Regions from separate parts of the Homo sapiens genome. Here region 1 is linked to region 2. The links are chromatin loops, found by intact Hi-C in ENCODE. Cell type or tissue: heart left ventricle. All regions are shown on one strand. Links, peaks and the distances in the headings refer to the core of each region. The heading gives the core; the rest is flanking DNA. Region 1 has its middle 51 kb from the start of LINC02530. Region 2 holds the start of LINC02530 (long intergenic non-protein coding RNA 2530).

Region 1 (9,239 bases), core at 2,811-7,810, 50 kb before region 2:
GTATATGTTAATCAGGAGGCCTGACTTCTCACTCTAGTTCACCCTCCACAGCCCCAACTGTTAAGCAGACCTCAAGGTTTACCCACACCACAAGACTCAGCCGAAATCTTGCCCTCTCCTCCCACTTACACCCTGGAACTTTCAGCCGTTCTCCTGTGGTCTGAGCACATCCTGATGACGTATCTCACTTAGAACATTCTCCTGTACTTTTCTGGTTAGTTCATCTCTTTAAAATTCAGGGCTCTTCTAAACAGACCAGTGCTCTATTTATGCCTATCACTCTGGGAGGTTACAGTCAATTAATTAAGGAAAAAGGGCAAGATAGAAAGGAGGAGGAAGAGGAAAGAAAGTTCTGCTTTCAGAAAATGTTATGCATTCTTTGAGGAGGGGGATAATATGGTCTCTGGGTGATTGGGGAAGGTGGTGTGGGGGCTGCTGAGTACTGTGACAAACTAAAAGGTTGATCCTCACAGCAACAGCAATGCAGCCCTGGGAGCAATGTTGCCTTAGGTCAAGGACATGGATGCAGCCCAACCAGAGAGGAAGACTGATAGCATAAGGACGCAGAGGTGTCCTTGTGCTTCTTATGGCTCTCTGGCACAGATGTTAGGCCATGACAGTGGCAAGGGACTCTTTGGGGGGCTTTTATTGGAGGCTGAAGGACTTTGAGACTCAGGAAGGACATGGGATAAGATAAAAACCGAGACAGGAATAATAGTGGCAAATAGAGAGTCATTCATCATTGGCTCACGCTGTGCCAGGGACTGTTCCAGGAGGTAGGCATGCAGTGGTGTTGGTTGGTTAAATTGAGGGTTATATAATAAAATAATATGTATTTATCTTTTCTTCATGTATGAATAGTATTAGGCTTTTCCTCAATATAAGCACAAAAATTATAGATTATTATCTAATTTATCTTTACTAGCATGCAATACATAAATGCTGAATTCATAAAATGCGATATATGTTTTCTGCTGCTTCCAAAAATATTTTAAAATATTTTTCTCATACAACTACTTTAGAAGACAGTTTGGCAGTTATTCTAAAGCTAAACATAGTCTTTCCATACAACCCAACAATCATACTCCTAAGTATTTACCAAAATGCGTTGAAAATGTATGTCCACATAAAAACCTGCACGCAACTGTTCATAGAAGTTTTATTCACAATTGCTAAATTGGTAAATGAACAAACTGTGGGACATCCATACAATGGAATGTTATTCAGTGCTTTTAAAAAATGAGCTACCAAGCCACAAAAAGACATGGACGAATCTTCAAGGAATATTGGTAAGTGAAAGAAGCCAGCTTGAAAAGGCGGCATACTGTAATGATTCTAATTATGTGACATACTGGAAGAGGCAAAACTATTGAGACAGTAAAAAGATCAGTGGGTGCCAGGGGTACAGGGAGAGAGAGAAAAGAATAGGTGTAGTATAGAAGATTTTTAGAGTAGTGAAACTATTCTGTATGATAATGTAATGGTGGACACCTGTCATTATGCAATTGTCAAACCCCATGGAATATAAACACAAAGATAAATTGCAGACTTTAGTTAATAACAGTGTATCAATATTGGCTCATTAACTGTAACAAACATACCATAATAATGCAAAATGTTAATAATAGAAAAGGTGTATAGGAACTTTCTGTACTTTGTGTTCAATTTTTCTTTAAAACTAAAACTGCTCTAAAAAATAAAATATAAAATACGTAACAGGACAAAAAAAATCCCTCATTTTGTGCCATTACATTGTCAAAACATCTAGAGACCCATATTTTTTCCCAGTTCCCAATGCCTTGTTTTTTTTTTTTTTAAAAACTGCCTTTTTATTATATAACTATCTATTGGCAGAATATATTTCATTTCCCTTCCCCTAAGCGAAAGGAGATAATATTCAATGCTGCTTCCATGAAGACCTATGAAGAAGTCAATTCTATGAAATAAAACTCCTTCTGAATGAATTTATTACACACTGAGAGGAGAATGGGTTGGAAATTCACACGTACATAATACCATTCTTAGAGAATTTGGTCCATATAAATACAGTCTTGGCTGGTGGCCACGCGGGCTTTGGAAATAGCATATCCGAGAAATGTTCTAACTTCTTTGGTGGGATAAAGATGGAAGAAAAACATAATAGAAAGAAATTTTCTTTAATAAATTTTCATGTAAAAAGGTTTAGAAACTCTGGTTTCAAGATAATTGTGGAAATATACTTTTAAGACTGCTACTTAGCTTTTTGTTTTATAGTAACCTTAGGTTTTACAAAATGTCAAATTGACAGTCAGTTACAAGGAAGCCTATTTATAATAGTATAGTCCATTTTTATAGCACTTTTAACTTGCAAAGGGGCTTTTCATATATAACCTAATTTTATATTCACAATCATCTCAGGAAAATCGTCAATTTTTTAAATTTTTTATCTTTTGAGACAGAGTCTTGCTGTATCGCCCAGACCAGAGCCCAGTGGCGTGATCTCAGCTCACTGTAACCTCCGCCTCCCAGGTTCAAGCAATCCTCCCACCTCAGCCTCCTGAGTAGCTGGGATTACAGGCATGCACCACCAAAACCGGCTAATTTTTTGTATTTTTAACAGAGATGTTACCTAGACTGGTCTCGAACTACTGGCCTCAAGTGATCCACCCGCCTCGGCCTCCCAAAGTGCTAGGATTATAGGCATGAGCCACCACGTCTGGCCAAGAATTTTTTTTTTTAGTCAGGGACTTGCTCTGATGCCCAGGCTGACATGATCCTCCCACTTCAGCCTCCTGAGGAGCCAGGACCACAGGTGTGCACCGCAATGCCCGGCTAATTTTTTTAAAATGTTTTTGTAGAGATAGGGTCTCCCTGTGTTGGGCAGGCTGGACTCAAACTCCGGGCCTCAAGGGATCCTCCCACCTCAGCCTCCCAAAGCATTGAGATTACAAGTGTGTGGCTCTGCACCCAGCCTCTTCTAGATTCTTTCTTATAATCATGATGTCGGTAGATGGGTCTGCTACCCTCCAAAACCAAACTGAGGTAGATGGATGTCTTTTCCTAAAGCCACTAAAAGTGAACCCTCTGGTAACTCTCAGTCCAAGATCATCCTGAAGATTTCTTACAAAAAATGAATCCTATTTTCTTCCTTACTTTCTGTCTTTGGCAGAAATCAAGTCTGCATATCAAATGCTTGAATAAAAAAAGAAAAAACCTTGTTTCTCATAGATCATAACCAGAGAAGAACACAGTGTTCAATGAAAGCAAAAATAAACAATCAGAAACATGCGTCTCTCAAAACAAAGCATAAACTCTTTTGTCAGACATTGTTTCTCCCGTTGTGCTGTTTTATGTTTAGAAAGTGAATATAAATGTGTGTCCTCCTGTGTGTTTCCCTGTATACGTATGTTCTCCACTTTAGGGATGTCTCTCCTTGAGTCAATGGCTTAGGAAAAGATCCAAATGCAACATTGATCAAACTGATAGGATGTTGAAGAGCCTGCACATTGAGCTCATTTCTGGATGCTTTATTAGACAATACATTTTCTATACTGGCTGCAATGTGGAGTTACCATCAAATTCTATGGACACAATTGATGCCTTTTAGAGGCCGGGAGACCAAACCAATGAGATTCATTTTTAGAGTGACGGCAAATCCTCTCATCCTTTCCAATTTGGTCATTCTCCAGGGAGTGAAATTCAACCTGCGTCTTTCAGTGTGAAACTTTCTGAGATTACAATTGTTTGCGTTTGGGGTTAAGCCTTAGACTACCCAGAAATGGAGTAGAATCACTCTGATTCCAATCTTGCAGATCTGTCTGAGCTTCCTCTTTTTCTGGTCTATGTTAGGGAGGGTGCTCATTCTTATAGTTTCTACCTTTTAGTTCACAGTTGTACATACACATTAGAAGTCCACATATTTTTTAAAACAAAAATATTTGCAATTAAGGATGTCATGTTATGTAAATATCAATTTTACTTCTTTTTTCCCCCTGACTTATTTCATATGGAGGGAAAACAAAATGTTGACTCATTCCTGCCTCTTTCTAGGCATGTCACCTTCCATATAATCATTCATGAGTAAAAATACTAAAATACCACTAAGCCCATTACAGCTTAATTTTTTTGATAATAGAGCAAAATTATCTGTAGTATACTAAAATCATGAAAATATTTTGTGTTACCCTGATCAGTTGCCTATTACTTCAATAAGCATCTCTTTAAACCCTCAAGGCTGTTCTGTCCCTCCTCCCTTCCAGAAAGGCTGGAGTCTATCACGGCGATTCTGGCCCTGCAGGGCTGGGTGGGTGCATTCTCTCATTACCCTGGAGGTTCCTGGAATCCACTACCACTTCTCCTAGAGAAAGCTGGTGGGTCTTTGAAAGAAAACTCTTCTAAGCTAGCTACTGAGCCTGTGTGTGAGGGAGGTTGGGAAATTGCAACCAAGCAGTCAACAGAGTTTCACTCTAAATATACTGACAGGCCAGTGGAGGAGAAACACACACTCCCCACTAACTCCAATACAAGAGGAGGAATCACCACTTCTTCCAAAAATGATGTCACCATACGCAGAAGAGGAGATGATTATTTTTGACCCAGGTGGGATGGAGTGGAGGTGACATTTTTATCTTGCAAAATTTGCATCTTCCCTTTTTGGCAGGTGAGATTGATGCTAGATGTAAATTTCTGTGGTCAGAAGGAAGCAAGAACACACACCTCCACTTATAATTCCCTAATGACTAATACTGAGAAATCTTTTCTCTTCGACAAGGAAAAAAAACACTCTACAACATAAAGAAAGAAAATCTCATGCCACATGGCTTTATAGATTCCAATCATACCTTCTTTGATTATTTCTGCAGCAGCATTTACATCCTGAAGGTGATGGAAGCCTTGCATTTGTGTCTTGGTGCCATGGGGAGCCTCTGTCTGGAGCCTGTGAATTTCTAGAGGCCCTTCAATGCATGGAAGACCCTCTAAAAATTACAGCTGCTAAAAATGGGAGCAGATTCCCTACCACTGGGGGCATCATGCTGCAAATTACATGTCTATCCAGAATGATGGATGGTAGAGGGCATGCGTACTTTAGTTAGGTAAGAATATTGGAGAAGACAGTATCTAAAGTTGCTTCCAATTTTGGTATCCTGTGGTGCAGTAGAAAAGTAACCACAGGGATAATGGAGACTAAATAGAATAAATTAAAAGCAAGATAGTAAATTCCTCTCTAATCCCCAAGACTAGAGGTTAGAGAAGGCAAGCAGAGCATATTGAACAAGTGTGATTTTACGTAATGGTCCTTACCCAATAAGGAGTGGATTGAGTAGGAAGAATTAAAGAGTGGTGTTTTATTGACATCTACTCCTTCTCTATAAATTGTATTACATAGGTGAAAGTAAGTAAGAAACCGAATGGCTGCGGAATCTTCTCTCCCATGTTTTCCAAAGAGTATGATCCACATATGAATGCCTGTGTGCGTACATATATAGAAGGTGACCAATGGCAGGAGTCGCACTAATGGGTTGACTCGTTTAATGGTTAATTTGTTTTTGGAAACTTCCATAAGAACCCTCTAAAAGACACTCCAGAAATAGTAGAACAACAACACTTGGGATAAGGGCCTTTAAACTGTGTAATTATTTGTTCCATGTCTAGAAAATATTATAAATCCCCTCTTTCTCCCCCTGTTAGAGGGAAGCTGCAGGAAGATTTTGCAAGCATACCCGGATAAAAGCCCCCGTACAGTCACTTATGTGCACTTCTCTATAACACTGGAGGGAATTCAGTTTTATGTCTGCAGAGCTGCTGTTGCCAGGGAAACAGAGGTCCTAGTCAGAATGCAACTGAATTAAGTCCCAGTGTGCCAGTTACTGGGTCTTTTCATTTGCCTACAACATACATGAATCTCTTTATGTCTAAGAAAGTTATTTTCTTCATATGCATCCATTGCACACACAGCTTTGTCAGCAAGATCCAGACAGAAGACTGTACCTGGTTACCTGATTAGGACTGTGGGTGACAGGAGAGAAAACAAAAATAGAGAGTAGACCATCCCACCATTGGCCAAGAGCAGATGGTGTGAACTGGCCCTTTCCACTGAGTGCCTTCTGGTAAGGAGTTCTCCAGAGACCAAGGAGCTTTACCATTGTTCCTCATAGGTATGCATCTCATCTTCCAGGAGGGCATCACTCTTTCCTATGACTCAGGTAAACTCAACATGGGCCACTTTGCAACTAGAATTGACACAAGCTGTGGCCACTCGTCTGAATTCTCTGGCTCTCAGCTTTTATTGGAAGGTCTCCAGAAACAACCTAAATTCTTATTGTAATTTCAGGTTTGTTCCAACTCAAACAAGTTACCTGAGTGATTTCTAGAGAGTATGTGAGCTGATGCAGACTAGATTTGAGCTGTTTTAAGTTCCATCAAAGTCCTAGTGAGATAAACATCCCATTTGTATAATCCTGAGTTCATAGGTATCAATAACCTAGCAGACCAATATTTGTGTGTAGATTAGTGCCTTTCGAGGAGCCATCTGTATCCAGTTTTTGTTTTATTGGTGGTAAGTTTACCTGACATTTTTAGTCACGATATACAGGATGATGCAGAAAATATGCTGATATGGTCACCCAAGAAAAACCGGAAACATGGTAATTTCCAACGTGCTTTCTTTAGGAAGACAGGAAAGAATGTGGTGAGTGTATATTTATGAAGGCTCGTTGTATGCACTATTTAGTTTTTGAGTAAAGACCTTAAAGCTTAACTCTCCAGAAAGCTTCATGCTCTTTCTCTACTCTGTTATTATATCTCTACTCTGCATGATATTAATATTTCCAGATTTTTAACTCTCTGCTTAGCGTTTATCTAAGGTTTATTTTCTGCCTTATATAGTACTGGTAAACTAGTCCCTTGAGGGTTCTTCTTTTCACTTGTTATTCCCATTACCTTTTCATTGCATTTGCAAAAGATATTCCAGGACACATTTTAGGCATTTCCTTGCTAATGTCTTGCTTGAAAATAGCATATTCTCAAAGGAAACCCGTTTTACTTCATGAAGTATAGAGGGGTCATTACCTATTCTGATAGGCTAATTCAGGTTTGGTTGTGTTAAAGTGGCTCACGTGATCAAGGATTTATAGATGCTGATTTACTCTGAATGTTTATCCCTTATTCTTATAGCTGAGGCTGTTTGGCCAGGTCATTTAACAACGCCAAAATGATTGTTTAAAGCAAGACAATGTACTTATGTGGTGGTGTGTGCAATGTAAAGCCCTAACCTAGAAGATTGACACTTAAGACTTGACAGAAACATTCTTTTTGCAGCAAAATAAACAGTTTTTTCTTCTCCTAGATAAGGTAGAGCACTTTTTTATTAATCCATATGGTTTGTTCTCTTGCATAGGAAACCACTAAAGACAACAATTTTCCAGATCTCTTCCTCCAAGTTTTCATTATCAATAAATGCTTGTGATATCAGCTGAGGTTTTTTAGCCCACACATCCGGCTTGTATCTTAATTGCAATAACTTCTTGTCACAAACAGCCAATGTAGTGATGTATGGAAAAAGTGGATTTTTTCCTTGTCCCTCGAGTCTGCCCTAACCCCCACCTTCAGCCCCCTCTGCCTTTCCCCCATTCCCAACCTCACGGAGCCCGGAAAGTCTTTCAGCATTCCTGGAAAGTTACATAAGACACCAGAAGTAGATAACATTGTATGTTTCCAGTTTAAAATGCAGAATGTTTATGCCTGTAAGGAGAGAAGAATGAAAGAATGTCCCTTTCGGAAATCATATCTGAAATGACTGGGGGGCTGACAAGTGCTTCCCTTACAGTAAAAATAATGTTTAAGGACTTGAAGTGTTTTTTACTACCTGGTAAATAGCAAGTTCTTTGTTCCTTAAGTACAAATCCTAAGCACCTAAAAGCCCATATTACAGCCAACTAGGCTGAGCATTCCAAGTTCTTATTTGAGGCAAGGGCAGTAGAAGTGAAATTTTATTTTTTATTTTATGAAAGTATGTATGTATGTATTTATTTATTTTGAGATAGGGTCTCACTCTGTTGCCCAGGATGGTGTACAGTGGTGAGATCACAGCTCACTCTAACCTTGAACTCCTGGCCTCGATTGATCCTACCACCTCAGCCTCCTGAGTAGCTGGGACTACAGGCACATGCCAAAAGACCTGGGTAATTTTGTTTTGTTTTGTTTTGTTTTTGAGACAAAGTCCCGCTCTGTTGCCCAGGCTGGAGTGCAATGGCACGATCTCGGCTCACTGCAACCTCTGCCTCCCAGGTTCAAGCAATTCTCCTGCTTCACGCTCCCGAGTAGCTGGGATTACAGGCACGCACCACCACAACTGGCTAATTTTTGTATTTTTAATTGAGATGGGGTTTCGCCGTGTTGGCCAGGCTGGACTCCAACTCCTGACCTCAGGTGATCTGCCTGCCTCTGCCCCCTAAAGTGCTGGGATTACAGGCATAAGCCATCACACCTGGCTTTTTTTTTTTTTTTTTTTTTTTTGTAGAGACAGGGTCTCACTGGGTGCCCAGGCTGGTCTCAAACTCCTGGCGTCAAGTGACTGTCCTACTTTGGCCTCAAAAAAGCACCGGGATTATGGGTGTGAGCCACTGCCCCCAATTCCCAGTCTTCTTTTAAGGGTATGGAGGGCAAAGGGTTGAGGACGAGAGTCTTGGCATGGCATGAAAGAAAGGCAAGCCAGGTTCCACTGTTCGCTTCTGATTATCCCTCAAATGCCTAAATCACTGCTATGGAGAGTTTGGTCTCCCCAAACCCAGAGTCTCAATCACATAGACTGCTCCCGTTTGGTGTGGGACAAACCTTCTGAGAACAGAAGCCACTGTGCTACAATTTGGAAGAGGAGAGCATTTAGTTAGAAAATGGAAGCACCAAAAACAGAGGTTTGATGTATAAACATATTTGCCCAAATCAACATACCACACAGAATTGGCTCTTCCGTGGCCTCCTGACCTTGCCCTTCCCTTCAGTGAGGTCAGCACGGAGACACGCAGCCCCGTGGCTGGTTCCAACACACTGCAACGGTCTCCAGGGCAACACTGGCTGAAGGTCATTTCGGTGCTGCCCAATTTCCAGGAAGCGGCTGTTCTCTGTGGTCTGGCATCGGGGTGGAAAGTTTAACCTGAGCACAAGGGGAAGGTGGTTGGTTTCTGCAGACTCTGCATTCTTTTCTCTGGTGGGTCAGATTTGTGAGCAAGGATTGGCTCCCACCTAGATAGTAAATATTTTTG
Region 2 (9,239 bases), core at 1,664-6,663:
GCTCTAACTCTAACCAGACAATCTCTAACATGGATATGACTGGTTAGAGACAATAATACCCATGTTGGCTGGATACAGGTCTGAATTCCTTTTCCTTACTCAGTATTACTCTAGTAAGAAAGAGTGCATACTCTTGGTAAATAAATTGTTAATGAGTATAAGTAGATATTGTCTGAAGAATATTTTGTTTCTTCTAAACAGGCATACATTTATACAGAGAGACATATGTTGATGACTACATTCTTAGGACTGAGAAACTTTTTGTTCCTGTTCCTGGGTAAATGATATTTAATTTATTTTGGAGAAAAATTTCTATTATTGGTTTTTCACACTTTCAAAACGCAGGACAGACACAAGGAGACAGACTGGTTGATTTTTGGAAGTAATTTGATGTTTCTCTAATATTGGCCTTAACTTCCAATTGATGTTTAAGCTAATTTTCTTTTAAAAGAGAAGTTAGTTACTGCCTCCCTTAAAAAAGAAAAATAAAACTCCTAAGAAACCTATCAAAATATCAAAATACTTTATATAATTAATTACAAGTTAATAGTTATAGCCAATAATTAAAATTGTAAATCTTAGATGTATTCAGTGATCCTCTGAAAAATGTAAGCTGAAATTTCACTTCTTTATTGGATTGCTCTCTGTTCTACCAGGCTTTGTCTAATTATCAAAAGAAAAGTAATATAAACTATACTTGATTAAACATTGTGGACAGAACGAAAACCCCAAATAATTTCTTTTTACCATGCAGCTCCTAAGGAAAAATACCTTCAAAATGCTGCAAGCACAATTTATTTAAATCACGCGACTTCCAGGTCTATTGCATCCAACAGATGGAGAGGACTTTTTGCCCTGTCCAGACAGACACCAAGTTTAAAAACATGTTTAAAAAGCCCAAGCACCTTTTTGATCTAACTTTAAAAAGCATTGTCAATGTCAAGAACACGGTGACTGTGGCTTGTTTATTATGCTAGGAGGAGTCTTCTATGTTGTATTGTTTGTGTGGTATGAAGTGACATTGTATGCCTGCTGTCCCTCTGGGACCCTCATGAAAAGGAGGTATTTATGTCCCTGCCTGTGCCCGTAAATGAATTGCCCCCTAAAGTAAATATAATATATAAAGCTATGTCTGGCTCCAAAGTCATGCTATGTGCCTCCCTCTGGCTATAGAGGAAGTTACTCTTGCTTATCAGAAGGCCAAATTTGGCGTGGCATTATTAGGTTGCAGGCAATATGGTAATGGGACCCAGAGAAGTGGTTTTAACCAACAGAGAATGCCTCTGAGCCTGCTGGCTGCCAGGGGAAGTGTACATTACCTTACCCTTGAGCTCGGAGAACTTATGTAAATGCAAAGAGAAGTCAGATCCTTTGAGAATTGGCATCATATCACTAGTTCGTGCAGGGGAAGTGGTTAAAGACATCAATGTGAAAATACATTTTCACTTCCATGGCATGGAAGTTGGAAAAACTAGAATTTATTTTACTTTCTTGCTCTAAATCAATCAGGAATTACTAAGCTCCCATGAGGAAACCAAATATGCAGGAAGTTAGCCACTTGACATGACTGCGGCCACATTTCAAGCTAGACAATGAGACAGGACAATAGAGAAGGAAAGTCAGGTTGAAATTATATGGCTTCATGGCTGAACAATGCCATTTATTTCCTCTTCCTGATGCACAGCTTCTGCCCATGAGCCATCAGTTCTATCCAATTCTTTTCTATTTCTCCAGGTTCTTCAGAATATTTGTGTCTGATGTCAGTTGTTAGTTCAATTGCATTGTTAGAGTTAAATAACATTGCTTTGAAGCCATGAACATATGGATTAAAATGCAGACTCTGCTGCTTGCTGGCTCTGTGGCTTTATACGGCCTTTCTGAGCCCTGCTTGTTTTATGAAAACATCATACAATCTATATTAAAAGTTAGATGGGCCTGGCATGGTGGCTCACGGCTATAGTCCCAGCACTTTGGAAGGCTGAGGCCAGCAGATCACGAGGTCAAGAGATCAAGACCAGCCTGGCCAACATAGTGAAACCTCGTCTCTACTAAAAAGACAAAAAATAACTGCTCATGGTGGCGTGCACCTACAGTCCCAGCTACTCGGGAGGCTGAGGCAGGAGAATCGCTTGAACCCGGGAGGCAGAGGTTGCAGTGAGCCGAGATTGCCCCACTGTACTCCAGCCTGGTGACAGAGAGAGACTGTCAAAAAAAAAAAAAAAGTTAGATGACACCTGAAACACAGAGTAGTTTCATGGAAAGTGAAGATTTGAAAGCAGATCATCATTATAAGATATGAGAAAAACAACTCATCAAAAATATTTTAAGAGAAAGCATTATTTTAAGAGAAAGCATTAAACTGAGGTATATTTTGTTAATTACTATCCTAAAACTTTTAGTGCTTACCACGTGTAATGTGTTGGCATAATAGAAGACATAATTTCTCCCAAAGGCGTCAAACTTGTCCTTGATACTCAAGTGAAGATATTGGTCAGATGTTACTGATTTTAATTTAAAATTCAGAAATAGAAATATGCCAGGCACTGTGGCTAATGCCTATAATCCCAGCACTTTAGGAGGCAAGGCGGGAAGATCACTTGAGCCTGGAAGATTGAGGCTGAAGTGAGCTATGATTGCACCACTGCACTCCAGCCCAAGCTAGAGAGAGAGAGAGAGAGAGAGAGAGAGAGACTCCATCTCAAAAAAAGAGAGAGAGAGAGACCCCATCTCAAAAAAAAAGAGAGAGAGAGAAAATAAAGTTTCAGAAAGACTTCTGAATCTTAAAAAATTAAACATAAGTCTATGAAAACATAAGCAATAGTCTCATACTATTGTATGAGTGGTCTCTTCTTTTCTTTCTCTCCCAAGGATATCCTTCTCAGCCTAAAACACTTTTGTCGACACTTCGCCCAATATCCATCACATTTTACATCTGCTAAGAATTTTAACTTTTATTGTCAGTTTAACCAACAATTCAATAATATAGAAAGCGGAAGAATCAGGATTGATTCAGCCAATTCAAACTTTACATACTGAGGCATTTGCAGCAAATCTAGTAAACATCTTTGGATTTTCCAGAAACTTAAAGCAGTCTATTTGTTTGTGTCTCCCTGTTTTGTTTTGTTTTTTTTTTTTTTGAGGTGGGGGTCTCGCTCTGTTGCCCAGGCTGGAGTTCAGTGGTGCAACCATAGCTCACAACAGCCTCCGCCTCCCGGACTCAAGTGATCCTCCTACCTCAGCCTCCTGAGTAGCTGAGACCACACGTTTCATTCACCATATCATCTCAAAGCTTAAATAAGAGCCTGTCAAGCACCAAATAAAGTTGGAGTAGGAAGAGTGGTGTCAAACTTTTGAAGAGAAAGTTTTAAACTGAGCATTCCAAGAAATAACTGGTGTTTTCTCTTCCTCTTGCTGATTGGAGAAACTGAAGGATGGAGCAATTAAAATTTCCCAACCCCATTCAGTGGAAAAGGAAACATACTGTGGAAAGAATTGCTAGCAATTGTAGTCAGTGTCCATCTCTATGGATTTGGCGTGGAAATTCACATTACAACAAGTGAAAAACAACTCACGGTACCCTCAATACAATGGGCATCGATTCTGCTTCCCTTGGTGATTTAAAAACAAATCTGGATCTGGATATATGTGCTTTAGAAAATGCAATTTGTCGACTTGGTTGTTACTATATGGCATTTGTAGAGCTTGACTTAGGCTTGTCTTAAAAAAAAAGCTTCTTAAAACTGTATGCCTTTATCAGAAGTCGCCCCTCGGCTATTTACAAGTGCCATGGTTACAGACCTGCTAGACTGATGATATTCACATGCAGGAAACAATGCAAGGAAAACAGGATTTGCACGGCTCCGACTGCACTGGCCCAAGAATTCCAGGAAGTGATTGTACTTTATGAAACCGTCTGTGCTCCGCTAGATTGTCTATAGCTTTTAAGGTCAAGTCCTATCACGGCGAGTTTGCAATGCCCTTTGTAACAAGGCAGAGTGTTTATGAAGCTGAGTACATGCTGTATTGTTTATCAGCCCAGGCAGTTGAAAGGTGCGATATTCCAATCTTGTGGTTCAGGATGGCACTGGGAATCGATCACAGGCTTTTCTGACATAGGCTTGGGATTAGTTCAAAGAGTCCCTGGCAACAGTGACCATGCGACAGTCCAGCACATGGAGAAAGTCACGAAGCCCACAGTCCCTGACAGGAGAGATGGGTTTGTGTGGGAGATCAATGTGGGGAGCACTGTGAGTTTATGTTTTAAGATCCCTGTGCTTCCTGCTGTAGCTGAGCAGTCTCCTTGGAGAGTGAAAGGTGCTGGCGTACAGTAACTGCTGATTCTGAGAGTACGGAAAGGAGAGTGAGACAACAATGGAATTTATTTCTTCGTAAGAGAGCTGGGAGGCAGCCAGGCATTCCAGGCCCTTGCTCTCGAATTCTTTGATTTCTCTACATGCATAATGACTAGAGACTCCTGTTGCCTCTGGACTCGGGGATACTGGAGCCGGACAGTGGACGCCCAAACCGCTCATGTTACTCCACAGCCCTGCCTAATTTTAGGCGCCAAGGCTGGACGTGACTGACCAGACTCCTGCTCGCTCCCTCTCCACGAATGATGTTGGTCCCTGAAGCTAGGTTAAACAAGCAATAGTCCACAGCTATTGTTAAGGACGCTGTCGTGATGGAATCAGCTGGGCACTGGGCATCCTTTGCACTCGGAGTGATGGCGGCTAGCCAGGCATCTGTGAACTTTCTGGAGACATTTAGGTGTTGTGTACCAAAGTCACGGCACCTTAGGGGCAAGCATGATCCCCCAGTGTTTTCAGATGCGTGGACTGAATGAACCTCAGTGAGTGACTGCTGATGTCAAATCAATCAATATCGATTTAATGAAGTCTGTTAGTTTATAAGTCAAGTGACTTGCCATTAGGGACTGTTTCCTCAAGGATGACAAAATAAATAACAACAATGAAATACTTTTTATCCAGTTACCACGTTCTGTGCCCCATACTGGCTTTTGAAGATCTGGCTTTGCAATGTAGCGTTGTATTTTATTGACTGAATTTTATTTTATTTCTAAATTCATAGGCATCTTGAGGTTCATCACTTCATAGGTACTCTGGACTAACATCACATAGTTATCAAGCCTTTTAATAAAACTGTTATTTTTTTCTAGTAGACTCAATAGAGGACCATTGTTGGATGTCTTATAGGCATAACTACCTCATAAAGGGTTGCTAATTACTGGCCAAAACACTTAACTAAATAAAAATTAAAAGTTCCACTCATCAGGTAAGAAGAGTCCTGAAACCTGTGTTTTGGTCTTGACTCTCCCATTAACTCCTAGGAAATTTTACCTCCCCCAGTGACAGACATTGGGATAATCATTCCCTGCCCCTTTGTTTTTCCTCTGCAAAAAGAGGTGCTTTAAATATGTAATTGATCTCTAGGGGATTTCCCATCTATGAAGATTGAATCTCTAACACTCGGCCTGTAAGTCAGAAGACTCAGAGGTGTTTGAACCAGAGCAACTCCATCTCGAATAGGAGCTGGGTAAAATAAGGCTGATACTTGCTGGGCTGCATTCCTACTAAGTTAGGCATTCTAAGTCATAGGATGAGATCGGAGGTCGCACAAAATACAGGTCATAAAGACATTGCTGATAAAACAGGTTGCAGTAAAAAAAGCCTGCCAAAACCCACCCAGTCAAGACAAGAGTGACTTCTGGTTGTCCTCACTGCTACACTCCCACCAGCACTGTGATAGTTTACAAATGCCATGGCAACATCATGAAGTTACCCTATAGGGTTTAAAAAGGGGAGGCATGAATAACCCACGCCTTGCTTAGCATATCATCAAGATATAACCATAAAAATGGACAACCAGTAGCTCTCAGAGCTGCTCTGCTTCTGTACGCCATTCTTTTATTCCTTTACTTTTTTAATAAACTTGCTTTCACTTTACTCTATGGATTCACCTCAAATCCTTTCTTGCGCAAGATCCAAGAACCCTGTCTCGTGGTCTGTTACCCCTTTCCGGTAACATTTAGAGAGGGAAAGTGAAAGCTTCCTAGGAGAAGTAGGAAAGTAGAAAAACAAAGGAGGAAAAAAAAAAAACAAAGTATGAAAATTTGAGGAGAAATACTGCTATAGGGAGAAAAATAATTAATAATTATTTACTTTGTAAATATAAAGTATTATTTTTAATACTTTTTTCACATTTATTAAATCCTTAGAAAAATTCTAGGAATTTGATATTATGATTTTTTAATGAACAAATAAGGAAACTGAAGTTTGTAAAGTCTTTTTTTTTTTTTTTTTGAGACAGAGTCTTGCTCTGTTGCCCAGGCTGGAGTGCAGTGGCATGATCTCTCAGCTCACTGCAAACTCCACCTCCCGGGTTCAAGCGATTCTCCTGCCTCAGCCTCCCGAGTAGCTGGGATTACAGGCACCCACCACCACACCCAGCTAATTTTTATATTTTTAGTAGAGACGGGGTTTCACCATATTGGCCAGACTGGTCTCGAACTCCTGACCTCAGGTGATCCACCCGCCTCAGACTCCCAGAGTGCTGGGATTACAGGCGTGAGCCACCTCGCCCGGCCTGTAAAGTCGTTAAATGACATGCCAAAGATACATTTGATTAAGAAGTTGAGTCTAAAACAAACCAAGCTCTTGGGCTCCAAAACTAGGGCCCCTAAAAGGATCCACCTGCAAAGGAGGAAGTGTCTAATTGGAAAGAGGATGAACTAAAAGCACATTCAGTCTTGGTTTTTCTAGCTATACCTACAATGTTCAGTCTTCTCTGTTTCAGGTAGCATAAATACAAAAGGCCATGGGCCTTGCGTAAGAACGTTTTCTGATTTTAAACGTGCTAATTTTATTTTTTACCCTGTTAAGGTATGTATACATGAGAGGGAAAGGAAATTATGGAGTTATTTATTTGAGGTGTATCTAAGTTTTTTTAAAAGTACATTAGAAATTATGAAAACTGTACTCTATGCCCTAATGCTCTCAACACATTATCAGATTATGTAAATAAATACCTGGGCAAACTGCTTTATTTATTCAATGTTTATGCAGTTAGAGTTAAGAAAAATGCTATCTTTAGGCTTGGCATGGTGGTGCATGCCTGTAGTCCCAGCTACTCAGGTGGCTGTGACAGGAGGATTGCCTGAGCCCAGAGGTTCATGTCCAGCTTGAGTAACATAGCAAGACCCCATCCCTCTCACTTAACAAAAAGCTATATTTAAAAATTATAGGAGGCAACAATAGCAGTTATCAGAGAAAAAAATTGTTTATAGTTCTTACATTAGAAAAGAGGAAAGTCTTAAAATTGAGTGAACTAAATACCCAACCTAAAACAATTGAAAAAGAACTGCACAATAAACCCAAAGAAAGGGAAAAAAAGATAATAGAAATAAGTACAAAAACAAATAAAACAGAAAGTAAAATTTCAAAAAGCTAAAAATTGTTCCTTAAAGCGATAAATGTCTGGTGATATTTACCCCCCAAAAAGGAAAAAATATGAAAACAAATAGCATTAGGCATAAAAGAGAGAAGATACTTATTCTTTCCATAGATATTAGAAAGGAAAAAAAAAGAATATTATGAACAACTTTAGGCCAACAAGTTGTGAACAGATGAAATATATGTATTTGTAGAAAATATTACATAAAAATAACTTAAGAAAAACTAGAAATCCCCTGTATAGTAAAATCTAATTCAATCTGTAGTTAAAAATCTTGTCACACAGGAAATAATGTGCCAGAAGAGTTTACTCATGCTACCAAATATTTCTTACATAAATTCAAGAACAGAAAAAAAGGAACACTTCCAAGCATATTTTATGAGAGTTGTATAACCTTGATATAAATGCTAGCCAAGGACAGAACAAAATAGGAAAACTACAGATCAGGATTATTGTAATTCACTACTTTAACAAGTTAAAAGAGATTAAACCATATAATTACATCTATAGTTGCAAAAAAGATGTTCAATAAAATCAATAAACATTAATGATAATACTTTCATAAAAGTAGAAAGAAAATGAGTAAAAAGACTTAGAAAGGAAATGTCTTTAACTTCATAAAGAAGACCTACAAAACTCTAGGGCAAATACGATATATAATAGTAAAAGTTACAAGTATTCTTTTTAAGATCATGAACAAGACAAGGATGACCAGTCTTACAACTTCTTTTTCACACTGCAGTTGAAGTCTCAACTATCAAGACAAAACAAGAAAAAGAGAAGTTCTAAGAATTACTAGGAAAGAAATCAACTTCTTCTTGTTGCTATATTATTATTATTATTATTTGAGACAAGATCTCACTCTGTGGCCCAGGCTGGAATGGAGTGGTGCCATCGTAGCTTACTGCAGCCTTGCTTCTGGGCTCAAGCGATTCTCCCACCTCAGCCTCCCAAGTAGCTGGGACCCCAGGCATATGCCACCGTGCCTGGCTACTGTTTATTTTTGTAAGGACAGGGATCTCCATATGTTACCCAGGCTGGTCTCTAACTCCTGGACTCAAGCAATCCTTCCACCTCAGCCTCCCAGAGTGCTGGGATTACAAGCATGAGCCATCACACCCAGCTCAACCTCTCATTATTAACAGGTGATATTGTTTAAACAGATAAATATCAGCAAATAAATAAATTAAGAAAATTGACAAATTAGTGAATAAACAAAAGCAATTTTATATATATATCAAAAAATTCAGATAGAAAATGTACTTTAAGATATCTTTTACAAAAGTCATAAATTATATAAAATACATAAACACACAGGAATAAATCTAAGAAAAGGCATGCAGGACACCAATAGAGAAGAAGGAGAGAGCTTTTTTGAAGTTCAGTAAAGAACTCAATTATGGAAAAATATACCATGTTCCTGGATAAAACGATTCATATCATAAAGTTGTCCATTCTCTTCTAATGGACATAAACATAAATGTAATTATGATAACTCCAACAGGTTTTTCCATGGAACATGGCAAGTTGATTTTGAAATTTCTATAAAGAGTAAAGGGTAATGGATGGCCAACATGTTCCCAAGGAAGAAAAACAAGGAGTTTGTCCCATTACATATTGAAACATTGTAAAACTATAGTTATTAACTTATTAACAATGTGATATTGCACATTAATAAAGAAATAGACCAAAACGACAGAAGGGGACATTTAGAAACAAATTCACAGATATATGAAAATTTGATTTATGGTGGGGGTAGTATTTGAGAT

What was found. Peaks named below come from ENCODE experiments on the same cell type or tissue, not always from the same donor. Only the 100,000 strongest peaks of a DNase experiment are listed, where the experiment ranks them.
Region 1: it touches region 2 in a loop (2.3-fold over the local background); 4 of 110 quality-filtered maps call a loop at or near these places.

What each region holds. Positions count from the first base shown.
Region 1 is chr6:12,530,001-12,539,239 of GRCh38, forward strand. No RefSeq gene overlaps it. Among named protein-coding and RNA genes, the nearest start is that of LINC02530, 51 kb to the right of the region's middle. In heart left ventricle, for the core only: no CTCF peak of the experiment used is centred there; no DNase peak of the experiment used is centred there.
Region 2 is chr6:12,581,306-12,590,544 of GRCh38, forward strand. LINC02530 (long intergenic non-protein coding RNA 2530) reads right to left here and starts at 4,099. Exons shown (of 2, transcript NR_149140.1): 1 at 3,799-4,099; 2 at 1,463-2,202. In heart left ventricle, for the core only: no CTCF peak of the experiment used is centred there; a DNase peak (open chromatin) is centred at 4,426; H3K4me3 peaks cover 586 bases; H3K27ac peaks cover 1,578 bases.